Regions from separate parts of the Homo sapiens genome. Here region 1 is linked to region 2. Evidence: chromatin loops called from intact Hi-C (ENCODE). Cell type or tissue: HCT116. All regions are shown on one strand. Each heading gives the region's core, and the rest is flanking DNA. Links, peaks and the distances in the headings are about the cores only.

What was found. Hi-C counts contacts between places; a loop is a spot of excess contacts. Peaks named below come from ENCODE experiments on the same cell type or tissue, not always from the same donor. Only the 100,000 strongest peaks of a DNase experiment are listed, where the experiment ranks them.
Region 1: a loop joins it to region 2, with 5 times the contacts of the local background. A loop is called at or near these places in 18 of 110 quality-filtered maps.

The regions. Positions count from the first base shown.
Region 1 is chr5:135,565,360-135,573,447 of GRCh38, forward strand. CXCL14 (C-X-C motif chemokine ligand 14) reads right to left here. Exons shown (of 4, transcript NM_004887.5): 4 at 5,320-6,509. The coding sequence ends at 6,494. Among named protein-coding and RNA genes, the nearest start is that of CXCL14, 9.6 kb to the right of the region's middle. RefSeq lists enhancers at 1-329, 2,960-3,889, 4,622-5,122. In HCT116, for the core only: a CTCF peak has its summit at 5,026 (motif pointing left); a DNase peak (open chromatin) is centred at 5,012.
Region 2 is chr5:135,462,617-135,470,704 of GRCh38, forward strand. No RefSeq gene overlaps it. Among named protein-coding and RNA genes, the nearest start is that of TIFAB, 14 kb to the left of the region's middle. RefSeq lists a silencer at 3,560-3,699 and an enhancer at 3,900-3,949. In HCT116, for the core only: a CTCF peak has its summit at 3,665 (motif pointing right); a DNase peak (open chromatin) is centred at 3,705.

The DNA.
Region 1 (8,088 bases), core at 2,489-7,488, 100 kb after region 2:
TTTCAGGGGAAAAAAGCCTTTGTGATTTAGAAATGATTCTTGTGTGAGCACTGCCTTTAAATAACAATGGGTTGAAAGAAAGAGCTTGTTGCTTCATCATCCCCGTTGCTCTGGGGGAAAAACTTTGAATATTAGATCAGAGTCTCATCTGCATCTAATTAGACATGCCTACCACTCATCCCGGAATATCAACTCTGTCCTCATTGTGAAATGGGGCAGATTATTTGAAATCCAGCTTTGAATTGATTTTTTACCCAACAGAAGATCATTTTGCTTCTAACCAAAGCGTTGAGTTGAACTTGACGACATCATGGTCATTTTGCGTCTTCAGTGTATTTGGTGTTGGGGGAAAACCAACCCTGCTGCTCCTCTACTGAAGTGGAATTTGTGTCTACCAAATGAGAGCTGGAGCAGCCGTTTCACAGCTCCGGGGCTCCCTTTCTGGATCGGGGGGAGAGGCTCTAGAGGAGCATGTGATTTCTGCAGATGTCTGCCTGTAGGAGACAGAACTAGACACCAGCAAAACAAACCTGGCTGAGGCTGGTTGTTCGTGTGGCCCAGGTTAACTGGGTGATTAATCTCCATTTGATAAACAGGGGGTCAGCCCTGAGCCGGAGCATGAGAGCACAGTGGAGCATCCTGTGGGCTGGGGTGGACAGGAACTGTAAGACACTGTGTACTTCAGAGAGCAGACAGTCTCCTTGCAGCCCGACACACGTGGGTTTGAATCCTGTCTCTTCCACCTGCTAGCTGTGTGAACACGAGTGATGTGTTCACCTCACTGAGCCTTGTTTTCCTCATCTGTAAAATGGAGCTTCAATAGAACACCCCCGTTGTGGTCGTTACCAGGATTCAATGAGATAGGGTATGTAAGGCCCTCCACACAGGGTCTGGCTCACAGTAGGTAATAATTACACTAGTCCTTGTCGCTGTCCTCATGCAGCCTCGGGGAACTTGGAAAGCTCTTGGCTGAGACACCCGGACTCTTGGCTGCCCTCTGGTGGTGAGGCTCAGCGCGGACCTGCGTGGAGGAAGCTGGGAAATGTTACTTTGAAAGCAAGAAAATAGCTTAGGGTTTTAGTGCTTTCTTGAAGACCTCCAAGAATATCCATGTAACTTTTCAAAAACAGGAGGAGAAGAAAACACCCCAGGGGCTCTAAAAAGCAGCACGGTGTCTTCCTTGTGTGGAGGTTGAGCAGGAAGGGTTGTGTGGGCTTCTTTGCCTTTGAGGTTCCGGAGGCCCCCATCACGGTGTCCTGGCAGGACAGGCAGAGAGAAGGGAGCTGGGCGAGAGGGGAGTGGGGACTGAGGCTGGGGCTGGGCTCTGTGGACATGCATCTGGGGCATGGCCGATGCTCCCGGGCCTCCTCTAAATCCCCCAGTGTTCTCTACTTCTCTGCCCCTGGTGCTCTGCCGCAGCTAGCCCATCTCATCGCACATGGGCGTGGCGGCCACGGGCCATGTGAGAGCCAGGATGGAATCAGCACCTTTTTTTTTTTTTTCTTGCCTGATAATGACTTGCAATCTGCCATGAGCCTTCCCAGGACTGACAGATGTCTTGATCAGTCTCCTCCTCTGACCCTGGGTGAGACACCCGCTCTTTGGGGCTGCCCCAGAGTCTGCCGTGAGTCCGTCTGGCAGTCAGACCAACAGGCAATTTCAGGCAGCTTCTTTGCCTCCCTGTAGACTGAGTTTCTGGAGGGGCCATCTCCAGCATCCAGCACAGAGCAGATGTTTAATCATGCAACAGTAGCTGGGTGAATGAATGGTTGAACTCTGTCCTTGAGGATAAAGGAGCACAGCCAGTCATACCTCTGTTCCCCATGGTGCCCAGCAGAGTTTTGCACATAGCAGTAGCTCAGGAATGCGTGAAGAAAGCATGTTCTCAGGGATCTCCCTATGATCCTAATATTAATTCAACTGTGTTTGAATACCTCGTAAGTGCTATCATAGATTCTGGGAGGTTTTTACAAAGCAGCATATGACACAGCTCCTGGTTTCTAAGAAGGGCTTCTTCTTAGATGCTCAGGTTCAAATAAAACTGTTAAACTGTAGTGCAGATTATGTAATAATTCAGGACCAAAATGAGTCACCTATATGGATATTAGAGTTGATACTGGAGGCAGGGTTGGCCCCATGGGTTTGTGACATGTGAGTTGCACAGAGCATGTCTGGAAAGGGCCCCATGCTTGGTTTAATGCCCTGCTGTTGCCGTCTAGAAATTCTTAATAATTTTTGAACGGGAGGCCTGCATCTTTTTTTTTTTTTTTTTTTTTTGCACCTAGGCCTGCAAATTATGTAGTCAGTCCAGGATGACCAGGAGAAGCTCTGAGTGGAGTAGATCTGAGAGCGGTCAGGTGAGGTGGAGGAGTTGAACTGCAGGGCTAGGCTGGAGCTCTCTGAGGACATGGCCATGCTGGTGTCAGCCCACTACAGCACCAGGGCCTGCTCAGGACGAGCCTATGGGAAGTCAGGGCAATGGCATTTGGAATCAAAACAAGCCTAACTGTGAGGATGCAGTGGCTCCAGTGGAGGTGGGGCCTGTATGTGGGCCGGGTCTGCCCTGTGTGCAGAGGAGAAGCTTGCTCTTATCCAGGGAAGCCCATGAGAGCCACCAGTGCAGAGCCCGCTCTGAAAGGCCACCTGGCCTTGCTTTGCTGCACTGGGATTACTCTCTTTCCTGGAAGCTGGCAAGTGGACACTTCATAGGGATACTGGGAGGCCCAGAGAAGAGGTACAGGAAACAGGTCTGTAGCCGGGGAGAGAAGATTCTTCCCTGGAGCCTCGCACAGTTCTAGGCGCCTGTGGGTCCTCATTTGGTGTTTGGTGAAGTGTTTGGGCTCAGAGTCTATTCTTAGTGGTCAGGTTAATCCCTGTCTGCGGGAGGAAAGGGCCCAAGCTCTCCCTGGAAGCATAGCCCAGCCTCTGTTGTCCTGGGACCCCATCTCTGTAGGGAATGGAGATATTTACATGCAGACTCTCCACCGTTTCTGCGCTTTGACCAGCTGAGGCTTGACTTCCAGGACTTCCTCTACTGTCCTAAGCAAAGTGCTTCACTTCTCTGGGCACCTGCCACATAGCGCATTGTGGGAGTGCAGACAGAGCATGTGGGGCCAGTGCTTGGGTGAGTGCCCGGATCAGTGGCTGGACCAGTGTGAGGTGACACTGTTGCTGTTATTAATGATCCAATCTGTAACTTGGGATGTCAGAGAAGGGAGGGACCATCGGGGCCAGCAGAGTTAGAGGAGGGTGGCCTAGCACTAGAGCCACAGGCAGGACGAGGAGAGCCCCAGCAAAGACAGGGAGTGTGTATGGCTTGTTTACAAGCGGCACCCCACGGCCTGTGCTGTCTTGGAGCAGCTTTTGCTCTCGGTGGCCGGGGCTCTTCAGCCAGCTTTGTACACTGCCCTTCCCTCCTGAGGCTCCACTGGTGCTGCTCTGAGGCCAGGCAGGGTTCAGGGCTCCCAGCAAGAGGCTTGGCCTCTGCTCTGCCCTGCCCTGCCCTGGTATGCACTGTCTTCTGGGGCTCTTGCATTCTGTTCTGTCTGTTGGTCTTGGGGTTTCCCTGTCTAGTCTACCTTCTTTCTCCATAATGAAGGGAAAGGCAGGGCTGCTGCAGGGCATTCATGGTCACCAGCTCACTGTGGCCTCAGCTTGCCCCTCCTCCACCCCTCAGCAGAAAGGCTGCCAGGCCCAGCCATTGGAGGGTGTGATGAGTGGTAGCTGTGTGACTCTGGGCAACTTTCTCAACCTCTCTGATCTTCAGCTTCCTCAGGAATACATGTGGTGTAATCTGAAGCCGCCAGGAGGAAATAAGATGGTGATAAAAGCGTTTGTGGTAGCATCTTGCCGGGGACATGCTGAGACAGGGTACTTGCTGGGTGTCCTCGTAAGTGTGTGCAGAACCAGTGTTTCAGGAAGCTTCCGGGGAGGTGAAGGGGACATGGGTGACTGGCTTCCAGTTGCTAGTGTAGCAGACAGGGTGGAGTCCTTCTGGGTGTGGAGAACCCAGGGAAGGCAGAGAGGCCTGTTTCAGGGCCTGGCTGACTTTAGGATACGGTGAGATGCAGGGCTGTGGGTAGTTGGTACAAAGTGCAAAGTGGCTGGTCTGGTGTTGTGCTTATTAAAATAGCTTCTGGCTGGGCATGGTGGCTCATGCCTGTAATCCCAGCACTTTGGGAGGCTGAGGTGGGAGGAGGATCACTTGAGTCCAGGAGTTTGAGACTGTCCTGGGCAACATAGAGAGATCCCATCTTGCCAGGCATGGTGGTATGTGCCTGTAGTCCCAGCTACTTGGGAGGCTGAGGCAGGAGGATCCCTTGAGGTCAGGAGTTCAAGGCTGCAGTGAACTATGATCGTGCCACTGCACTCCAGCCTGGGTGACAGAGCAAGACCCTGTCTCAGGAAAAAAATAAAAATAAAAAAATAAAAAAAGGGCTTCCATTACCACGTGCTCACCATGCCCTGGTATCCTGCTAAGTGCTTTACATGGGCCTACGACATGCAGTCCCTAGAAGCACAATGAGGTGTGCCCTACTGTCCACCTGTCCACCTGGCAGGAGCAGGAACAGCTCCAGTATCTCCCAGGCGTGGCTCCCACGCCTCCAGAGTCCAGAGTCTGCCCAGCTCCAGAGTCCCACAGCCTCCCAGGTGGGCATTTCCCACCTCCCCGAGTCCCCCTGGCATCTTGGGGCCCTGGACCCCAGGGTATCTTGACTGGCCCCATCTACTATCTTCTCTAAGTGGGAGAATATGAGTGATGTGCTCACCTCTTTAAGCCTTGGTTTCCTCATCTGTAAAATGGAGCTTCAATAGAACCACCCCCGTTGTGGTTGTTACCAGGATTCAAAGAGATAGGGCATGTAAGGCTCCCCGCACAGGGTCTGGCTCACAGTAGGCAATAATTACACCAGTCCTCTATTGTTGCCGTCCTTATGCAGCCCCAGGGAACTTGGAGAGCCCTTGGCTGAGGCATCCAGCCTCTTTGCTGCCCTCTGGTGCTGAGGCTCAGTGTGGTCTTGCGTGGAGGAGGCTGGGATCGTGACCCTCTAGTTCCCTGTGCTCCAACCTGCCTGCTCTGATACACCTGCTGCAGGGGTAGGAATCGTCGGGGAAGGAGCCTTAGCCTCAAGGCCTGGCTTCTTGGCTTCCTGACTGTAATGACAGCTCCACACGTTCCACAGAGGTGATGGTGTTGACAGGTATTTGGGAAATACCAGTTTTCTTTCCCAGCATATTTGTCCTTATTTTTTCAGGACATGGTAAACATTTTATTGTCATCCTAGCTTAATTAAATAGAAAAAAGGTGGCAGTCTAGAATTTTGGTACATTTCAAATATATTTTATTACTTTCCATCTTAGAAAGAATATGAAACCTGCATGCAATGCTAATGGTTTCTGACATGTACATAGCATATAACACAGCAGTACAATGCGGCATATACTGGGGGGCAGTGTGTGGAGGGGGCGTTCTTAAGGGTATATGTACAGAGGAAAGGGCGCATGGTCATCTTAGCTTTCGAAAGAGGACTGCACTGTTTAACATTGAAGAATTACATGGGGAATCACAAATATATTGCTTTAGTACTGCATGTTCTGTTGTGGTGAGGGAAAGAAACATGCTTTGAAGGTTTTCCCTTGTCAACAGAATGTGTGTCTGTAGCTGTGTATTGCGCATGTATTCATATATTTTTAAGTTTTCTCCTAAGGTTTTTGCTGACAGTGTTGGGAACCTCACATGCTTCTGAAGCATTAAATATTGAACCTGTGAACCTTTCAGAAATCCTCAGGTTGGGAAAGACCCCACACCTTCTTTAAGGATCATTTGTCTCGCCATCACAGGATCTTGGAAATGTTTCCTAGGGTGTGTAAAAATTAACCAGGGGGGAATGAAGCACATTTTTCTGGCAACCAAACTTGAGTTCCTCAGAGAACAGATGCAGAGAGACCTGCTCCTGCTTGCCCGGCTACAGGGGCCACTGTGGAGTCACACTGAGGCTGTGACCGGCCATAAGCCCAGGAGAGCCCGTGGCAGCTGTGCCGAGGCGCCAGGACCTCTAAGCGGAAGCTTCCCAAGCTAGGAATGGAGCAACACTGCAATGAAATGTGTCCACCAAGCTCATTGTTCCTCCCGGGCGCTTATAAAGCTCAGATGTATAGTGACGTATGGACAAATACAAAAAAGCATTTTTTAAAAAGGAAAGGCATGAGTTTTCCCCTTTTTGATAAAAAGCAGCCTGTGATGAAGTCTGGAGCACAAGAGAGATGGGTCTCCCATCTGGAAGCCTTTCGCACGCAGCTATAAAATGTAAAAACTGACCGTTGGTAAAAAGTGCTTCATAACAATATATAATTTGTGTCTTATGCCTGTGAGAAAGAAAGGCTTTTTTTTTTTTTTTTTTTTTTTTTTTTTTTTTTTTTTTTTTTAATCTGCAAAGTCCTTTGCACAAGTCTCCCAACTGGTTTGGAGTTTTCCCTTCTGAGGTTTTTCACCCTATTCTTCGTAGACCCTGGGGAGAAAAAACACATGTGTAAGTGGCTCAGGACATGAGGCAGGCCGTTCACAAGATGCTGGCTAAGCGGCTTCATTCACGTCTGGTCTGCAGGGAATGCCCCTGTCCCAGAACTGCAGGAACCCCCAGGAGAAGTGGGAGGGATCCTTCTGAGGATGTGGTCCCGGGGACCATGAAAACTCACACCAGTGTGGCTTTGTCTTTTCTAACCATCTGCAATCTCACTTCTGCAATCTCATTTTGTCCTCAGAGGCCTATGGAACAAACCCGCTTTGCATATGAGGAAACTGAGGCACCACAGACTTAAGATTTGCCCAGTGGCCACCGACTGTTAGTGGCAGGAATGTAGTCTTTCTCTAGCATGGCGGGCTGCTCCCACACCTCCTTGTTTCTTTCCGCGTCTGTACTCAGCCTCTCTATTTAGAGAAAATAGCAAGGGTGGGAGGCATTCCCTTACTTGACTTAGGCTTGTATATTTCTTTGTATTTTGCCCAAATAATGCATGTCCTCCAGAAGAATGCTAGCTCTAGAAGCTGCTTCCTGGAGACAGAAGAGGTGGTTGGTGGGGTGGGGCAGTGGTGCAGGAGGCCTGTGCCCCTCAGTCCCTGCTCCTGGCTGCATTGCCTCATCTCTACTCGTTCCCAGCCCCACCTTCCCCTCACCTCTCAAGCTGTGCCCAGTTAGATATTTTGCTTTCTTCTAGTTCTGCCCCATGGCTGCCCTGGGGCCATACGTTACACTTAGCCTATCACTTTTCTGTCTCGTTCTTGATTTCTGAGTAAGACCACTGAATTATCCATTGAAATAAAATGCCTGACTAGGCTGCTTCCTGTGGTGGCCAGAAGCTCCCTGGAAGCTCTGGTCTCTGAAGTGCACAGAGCTCCTCTGTGTGGCCCCCATGGGCCTGAGCCCACCGTATACCCTTCTACTTCCTCCAACCTAGCTTTGGCATTCTCTTTCTCTCTCTCTCTGTACAAAGAGGACTTCAAACACTTCCTTTATCACTGTTCTATGTTCATTAAGATATTTTCAACTTGTTTCAGGGGAGGGAGGTGGGGAGGGCAGGGACCTCAACACTCTAAGAAAGAGGGGTGAACTAATTTTATAGCAAAGTGAGAGAAGGCCTGGTAGTGAGAGGCTCTCGTTGCTTTTGTTATTGGAATTTTCAGGAAAAAAAAAAGCAGGGCCATGTTTAGACCTGTGGGTGCCTCCTTTTCCAGGCTGCAGCTCAGGTGGAGGGGAGAAGCAAGGTGAGCTAAAGGTTTGAGTATCCCCCAGCAATCAGATCAAGATGCCCTCAGCCTCTTCCATAACCTGCCCATGGGATTAGCCTTCTGCCAGTTTTGATGACACAGGGCCTGGAGGGTGACAGAGTGTGGACTGCGCAGTTCTGGCCTTTGCCACATGAGCTGCCTGGCTTGACCAGAAAGAGGGCTTCATTCCCAGCAGATTTATAGAAAATAATTTATTGCTCTCATCACTTTCTATTTCAAGCAACTGCAGATGAGGCTGTTTTGGAGGCAGCAAAAAAGGCTCAGGTATAGGGGTTGAGCCCGAGTGTCAGCTCTGGGAGAGC
Region 2 (8,088 bases), core at 1,110-6,109:
GGTGGAGAGCTGCCCTGCGAGATGTGAGTAGGGCTGCCTTTCCCTCCTCCCTTTCTCAGTCTTTAATTGACAACTGCTTGGCCTGGATGATTTTTTAGATAGGAGCTGAGGTGCCCCCCACCCCCGCCTTCCAACAACAGCACCCAGGAAAATCAAGGACACAACTTTTTATTCAATTCTGGTATTTGTTCTCATTGTTGGAATGATGAATGTCACAACTCTATTATTTGTTGGAAGTGTTTGTTGCAGACGTGCAGCTGCATCGGAATTCAACTGAATTCTGATGTTTTCACTTGGGAGAATCGAATTCCCCCATGGATCCTGCAGGGAAAGTGGTCCTAATGTTCAGGACAGGCACCCCAATCAAGCTAGGAGCCACCTGGATTTGGTGCCTTCTGCCTCAGTGGGTCCCTGTCCGCAAAGAAGAAACTAGCAGCTACTATGGGCCACACAGTGTGGTATTGTATACATTTTGTCCAAGTTGTCAACATTTTAAAATTGGAAGCCTGGAAATAAAACCCTCAATTTTTGCAGCTTCAGCTGAAAAGTCAGGAGATGAGGCTGGCCTGGGCTCGGGTTCCTGCAGGGCACTCGTCTGCTGGTGCAGACGCTTGGCGCTCCATCCCAGTTTGCCTCAGTTCCCCCAGTCCTGTTTCGTATATATTTATTTTATGTTCTAGGCTCCTGTAAGCCTTTGAGTTTGCAATCCTTTTGTGAGGTGTGGTAAACCCTAGTTAGCCAAAATGTAATTTTTTCCTTAGGACATGAGCCCCCGCAGAACCAAATAACAGAAATCACCATGAAGGAGCCAAAGTCTACACGTGAGTTGGGGCATGGGGCAGATAGCCTGGGTGGCTGGTGTTAGTTCCAGACAGACTGGAGTGCTCAGGGTCTCTCTATTGGGGCAAATCTCTCTGCTCCATCTTCATGTGGCCTTCTTCTCCGAGTGTGAAATCTCCCACCACCTTCCTGTGATGAGGATACTGTCGTTGTATTTAGGGTCAATCCAGATAATCTAGGGAAATCTCCCCATCTCAAGATCCTTAATTTGATCCCATCTTTTGCCACATGAGGTGACAGTCACAGGTTCCAGGGTTTAGGAAGTGGGTGTGTCTTTGGGGCCACTACTAAGCCTATCACGTTTGGCAAGCCTTCCTTCAGGAAGCTTGCATTCTAGAGACAGTCTGGAAAGGAAGGAGGAAACGAATAGGAATGGTGAGCATGTAGCTGCGGTGGGGGATGACTGTGCATTCAGAAACCCCCCCTGGGGAGATTCTGGTTCATCAGAGGCTGAAGGGAGTAAGGCAGCAGGCCGAGAGGTCCTGAGTGCAAATGCCCTGAAGCAGCAGCCTTGGTTAGACAGGGAACTGCCTGCAAGCGAAGGGAAGAGCAGTAACAGAGAGATGGCTGGAAACCAGGTGGGGTTAGATAGTCCTTGCAGGGCCTTTTAGATTCTGGTAGAGGGTTTGGATTCTATTCCAAGACAATAAAGGAGCTGTTGAAGGATGTCGGCTGTCGTGGGATGTGAGCCACTGAGGATGGTGCCTGAGATGGGGCAAGGCTAACAGATGCCCCTTACTCAGAGATCACCCCTTAGAGAGGTAGGGGTGGAATGGGAGGCTGCCTCTCTGGTGCACTATTGCCTGGCTACAGGCTTTGCTGGCCCCAGGTGCCCCTTTCGCTGGGCGCCTCCCGTGCTCCAGCCATGCTGCGAAAACTCAACACCCACATTTGTAACAGGGTGTTCTAGCCAAGATGGGACTCCAGCATTTTTGAAATCTCAGATCCTGTGCTTTTACCTTTAAGCTAAAGGTGAAGCTTTAAGAAGCCAGATTGCCTGGGTTTGAATCTGGAGACAGACACTTAACTATGTGAATGTGGGGGACCCCCATAACCTTCGTATACTTATTTTCCTCCTCTAAAAAATGCAGACAAAATGGTGACTGCCTCACAGTGTTGTTGGGAACTGGTGAAGGGATAAACAGGCACACAGCTTACACAGGATCGTGGACTAGGAATCAGAAAATCAATGTCAACCGTTGTCATTTTATTTTTATTTTACTTTATTTTTTTGAGACACAGTCTCACTCTGTTGCCCAGGCTGGAGTGCAGTGGCGTGATCACAGCTCACTGTAGCCTTGACCTCTGGGGCTCAAGCCATCCTTCCACCTCAGCCTTCTCAGTAGCTGAGACCGCAGGCACACATCATCACACCTGACTAGTTTTTGTTTCTATTTTTTTTTGTAGAGACCAACCTATGTTGCAAGGTTGATCTCGAACTTCTGGCCTCAAGTGATCCTCTTCCTGCCTCAGCCTCCCAAAGTTCTGGGATCACACACATGAGCCTGGCCCATTAGACTTTTAGTTTCTGTAGGAGGCATCTTTGAGAGCAGCCTATTCTTTGTGTTTTGAAAAAGGGAAAAAAATTAACAGGGCATTTGATTTTACATAGAAAAAGCCAAGCTGCAGCTCTGGGATGCAGAGGTTCCAGGCAGCAAAAGAAAAATACTGAGAGTTTTGTTTTGTAGAATCACAGCAAAGGTTGTCTTCACTCAGGGCAGAAATGTGAGGAATTGCAGAAATAGAAAGGAAGCGAGTTTCCTTACAGAGTCTCAGAAAGCTGGAGGAGTGTGTTGTTGGAGGAGAGGGCCATATGGTTGGGGCAGTCCCTCTTCGAGGGGATGCTGACCCCTTTGTGGGCTGTGGTTTCAGGACTTTGAGCCTAGCCGCACCCAGGAGCTAGTTTGCAGGTTTCCATCATGCTCTGTTGTTCTCTCCTAGTATTATCCCAGTCAGGTCTGGTCCTACTTTGCTTTAAGATGTAGCAGCAGTCTTGACCACGTGTGAGCCGAAGCATTGTGGGGAGCAGTGGGGCCTGGGAAAACTTGTTATGAGATGTCGAGAGATCACCCGAGATAAGGAGAGTGGGGAGCTTGAGTCAGGAGGTGAGATGAGGGAATACCAGCCACAAGCTGGTATCGCCAGGGTGGGCAAGCTCAACCTGTTGATTCCCAGGGCACAGAGGGAGGGGAGCTGGATGAAAGTTGGCCATACGATGACCAAGGAGGATGAAGGCTGGGTCTCTTCTGCTATCGGACACTAAAGGGCAGCCAGACCCTCGGGAACAGTGGGTGTCTGGCATCTGGGTTACATCTGGCTTACATCCTCATAACTATCCTACCATGGGGTACTATCATGGGGCTTGTTTTACAGATGGGGAAGCTAAGGCGCAGAGAGTAACTTGCTCTCAGTCACACAGCTGGTAAGTGGCAGAGTTGGTATGTCCACTGGGTCTGACTAACCCCAGCCCCTGCCGGTCCCCCAGGGAGCAGGCCCTTGCCCCGGTTCTGCAGGAACTGCAGTCATTGGCTCCTGCTCAAAGCCTCCCAATAAAGAGAATTTGGGGGAAATCCCTTCCGCAGGAGAAGCTGGTGAAAGACAAGCCCCCTTCCTGGATATTCTCAGCACAATTCAGGACTTGCTAATTACTCCTGGGCCCTACCTTTCTCTTCTCAAGTAGGCGGCAAAGTTTACTGGTGATTGCGAAGTGATTGCAGAGCGGTTGGAGAGTGAATGGATCCGGAGCAGCGTAGCAAACAGCGCAGTCTGGGGGGCTCCATCCCGCCGCAGGGCCAAGGCCTTTCCTGCCAGTCCGACGAACTGCCGGTAGATGGCACTCTGAACCCGTTCCCCGGCCCCCTCCACGCCCTGGATCCGCCGTCTGCGCCGGTGCGGGACTCCCCGGGAAGCGCCTGCGATTTCAGAGTAAGAGCTGTTTCTGCACTGCTCCAGTCCTGCATTTAACAGACGCTTATGCAGCACCTGCTGAGTACCAGGGTCTGTCCTGTGTGCTGGGTGTTCAGCCTTCCTGGGAGAGGATATACAAGGCCATCGCAGGGCCACTGCAACTCAGTGTGACCGCAATTAGGACCGGAGAGCACTTGATTTCTAAACTGCGCCTTCTGGAAGATTTCTAAACTTGCGCCTCCTGGGAAGAAGGCTAGAGTTAGCGTTGCCGCAGGGCTGTGCCTCAGACGACCAGGCACGACCAAGCACACAGGTGGTGCTCAAGAAATGAATGGGAGTAGATGAGGGCATTCTGGAGACTGCATGGAGAGCCAGGGCCTGCCGTAGCAGCAGCACCAGCAGTGGCGATGGCAGCAGCGGGGTCGTTTCCAGGGGACTTGTTCTTTCCGGTTGCACCTCTAGGCTCTGCGGAGTTTAACGACGAAGCTCAGCCTGGGCACCTTCTCTGGAAGATGGGTGCCCTAGCTCTGAGGGCGTCCACCGCAGCCAGGCGTCAGGGCTGGCCCGGGCCTCTGCAGGGAGCTCCAGCTGCAGGGAGCCCCCAGAGGAAGCAGGGGCGGCAGGGAATGAGTGGAGGGGGGTGGGGTTGCCAGAAAGAGGGAGGTGCTGTCTGCATTCAGTACCGATCAGGTGGCTGGCACCTTACTGAGCCTGAACGCTGAGCGCTGTCTCCTACGCTGTCCTCACAGCAACCCTTTCCAGAGATGTTCTCGTCCTCGTTAGGCATATGGGATAATGGAGGTTCAGAGAAGGCAAATCTCAGGCATGAGATGAGTGACCCATCAGGAGAAGCTGAGCTGTGAGCACATGGAGTAGGGTGCGTGGAGAAGACCAGGGTCAGGCCCCTCCTTTGCTGGTGATAGAGAGGGGGCCTGTTGTGGGCCGCTTGTGAACATATCAGTGCAAAGAAGCCTTCCACAGCAGCAAGCGAACACCCGCCCGGAGTCAGGCCAGCTCCTGAGCACAGGCGCCACCAGGCTCCACCCGACTCAAGCCCCCAGATCGGCTCTCATTTCCCAACAGAGTGCCTGGCTACCCAGGCTCATGGCCTCCGGGGACCACAGGACAGAAAGTGCAGAGGGTAGGGTGGGGAGGAGGGTCAGTAGGAGGCCTCCTCTTAGGACCTGCAGTGCTTCTGGGCCTCACATAGGGTCATCCACCTTGGAAGACTCCTGCAATGTCGTTGGCCTGGTTTCTGGTTGAAGTAATGTGTACGGCCTGATTCTGAGCCCAGGTCAACCAATGATGACTGCAACCCACCCCATCTCTAAACTCCGCTCCCAAGAAACTTCTCAAGAAAAAAACACCGGCTGCTTGAATACTCTCCTAGGCGCACTTCATCCCCTTTTTCTTTTTTTTCTTCCTTCAAATAGTTCATTATTTTGCATGGAGATTTTGCTTTTCTTTGACTATTTTTTTTCATATATAACCTGATAAAAGGGCTCCCGTTATTTCAGAATATATTCTGGGCCCTATTCTGTGCTCAATTACACACCATCTATAGTTGATTTTCATGAAATTTAAATAACAAAGGGGGACGCTTATGTCATTTCTTCCTTATAAAAATACACCCTTGAAATCCACTCTCACTGGAAAGCTGCAGCCTGTCTGCAGTTTAACAGCTTGTGTGTCCAGGGGTACACACTGCCTCATTAGATGTGCATGCAGAGGGAGGAGTGTCTGAGTAATAAGAGCTAAATTTCACTCACTGTCCCCAAGTGGAAACAGACTGCCTGGAATGCCAAACTATATCCTTCAGGGCTCAGCAGCATCTGCTGGTCTCTGCAACACTGACAGGCCATGGTGGGCTGATGGGGCATTAGAGATGCATCCTGTGGGCCATGGATCCAAGGAGGGTGTGTGTCTGGAGGGACCTGGAGTGGATGGAGGCTGCCAGTGGACCAGGGAGGAGCACCCAGTGGCAAGATATTAAAAACTCAAACTGCGCCTACCCCTCATGAGCCCCTGATGGCGGTCAGCACCACGAGGACTGCATGCTTCATAGCCCAGGCAAAGGGAGAGTGGGAATCCTCCAAGGCTTGACCAAAGTCCTGGGAACCAAGGTGGGGGCTAAGAAACAAGAAGGACCTCTGTGATGGGGCTACTGGTGGAACTATGGGGTGATGCTATTTGACATCTAACTCTAAGTTCCCCTCTTCTGGGTTGTGTTCTCCATATGGGGTTCTGCAGAGGGCATGTGTCCTGATGGGGGGCTGCCCAGGGCTGCTGAGAGCACAAGTATCTGGACTTGGGGGTGTGTATGTGTGGGCAGGGAGGGAGATTCTGCCCCAAACCTAGCCTTCAGATTCCCTACATCCCAGAGCCCACTGCCTCCCACCCTCCGGGATGGACTTTCCACAGAGGAACTGAACTGGTTTGCTCCAGTTCCTAATATCAGGGCTCTGCCAGTGGGTCCACTTTCCCGCAGGCTCCATTCACATAGTAGGAAAACTTGATTAAGTGTATGAGTTTCACAGGAACTTCCTGCCTCTGAGTCTCCCCTCAAAGAAGCCAAAGCACAGCAGAACATCCACAGTCATAGGAGCCACTTGGGTTGCACCTTAGGGCCTGGACATGACCCAGGGCCACTTGGTATTTCATTCACAGGGGCTCCCCCCACCTCCTTGGGCCCAGCCTATGATCCTAACCATGTTGAGCTGGGGTCTGGTTCTCCTAAGGGTCTCAAAAGCATCTTGGAGGAGGTGGAACTTGGGTGGGCCTTGAAGGGTTTGGCACCTAAGAGGACATAGTGGAGATGTCTGAGTCGAGGAACATGTGGGCAGAGGCCAGGAAGTGAGGAAGTAGGACTCCAGTTTGGAAGAAGAGAAGAGGGTCTGTGGCAGCTACATTTGGAATGGATGGTTAGGAAGGTCTCCCAGAATTGTAAATCAGGATGAACATATGTGATATTGTAGGATTAGGAAAAAATTCTACAACAACCCTTAGCCACTAACTGTTGTTATAATTCTTGTTCAGATGTGGGTGCAGGTAGTATGGGCAATGTGTGGGCAGTGTGTGAGTCCTGTACTACCTGGACCCACAGCTGAACAAGAATTATAACAACAGTTAGTGATTAAGGGTACAGCCTCCTTTAAATCAACTAGGAGGGGGAAAACATCAAAATGAAATACAAACAGAAGCAAATAAACCTAATTTGTACTTCCAAGGAACAGAATAACTATACTAAAGGGAGAAAAGGAAAGCCAAGTAACTGTTGGACCCAATACTTTTGACTACATACCCCCAGTGTAAAGGCAAAGAAAGCTGCACACCAATATTGAACTCTACATAGAAAGAGTGCCTTCACAGTGTTATGGGTATAGCCATATACTGTGTATTGTAAGATTGAGCAAATGAATGAATGTATTAAAGTCACAAATAGTGAACTGAGGAAGGTTTGCAATAATTCTATGGCGTTGAATTGGAGCTGGAAGATTGGAGATATGCACACACACACAGAGATAGATATATATATATATACACACACGTATATGTACATATATAATACATATATTTCCTAGTTCTGTATAATGAAATGGTCTAGAAACAATAAAACCACAGTAGCAATGAGCACACTTACTCAGATTTCAGTTTCTAAATACCATTGACGAATAAAAAGAACCAGGGTTCCTTGTAGGCTGTCTGATTTCAGGGCTGAGACAGGAAAAGTACAAGATGAGCCTGCAGCGTCTTGTTACGTCAGAGAATAAGGGAGTATGCAAAAAAGGATGGAGGCATGAAAGGACAAGAAAACCAGCTTGAAGAGGCTCCCACAAGCTGCATCTGGAACAATTTAAACATCAAATAAATGATAGTATTGTAACCCGGTCGAATAAAAGAAGAATCTATGAGTCTAAACTGGCATAAATAAATTAACAATTAATCCATGAATAGAAGGAAAAGCATTTCTGTATAGTAAAATGCCAACTAACAAATGCAGAAGGAATGATGGAATTCAAAAATCACCATTTTGCAAACATTAAGTTATTAAATAATAATATTTGCAAAACCAATTCTTGATTCAGGCAAAATCATCAATAAATGCTCAAACTAATGGGTGAAAGTTTGATGAGGATCAGGATATTTATGGTCTCAAAATACCTTTTCACTTATTAGTTACAAAGGAAAAATAGTAGCTTCACAGTGGAGAGTCCCGGCAGACTCTACCTTAACTAAATGATCAAAATTAACATCCCCAACGTGGAACAATTCAGCATCAAGCACCTTCTGATAGGATACACATCACTTCTTTGGTATTCCTGCCAAAACATATAACCTGAA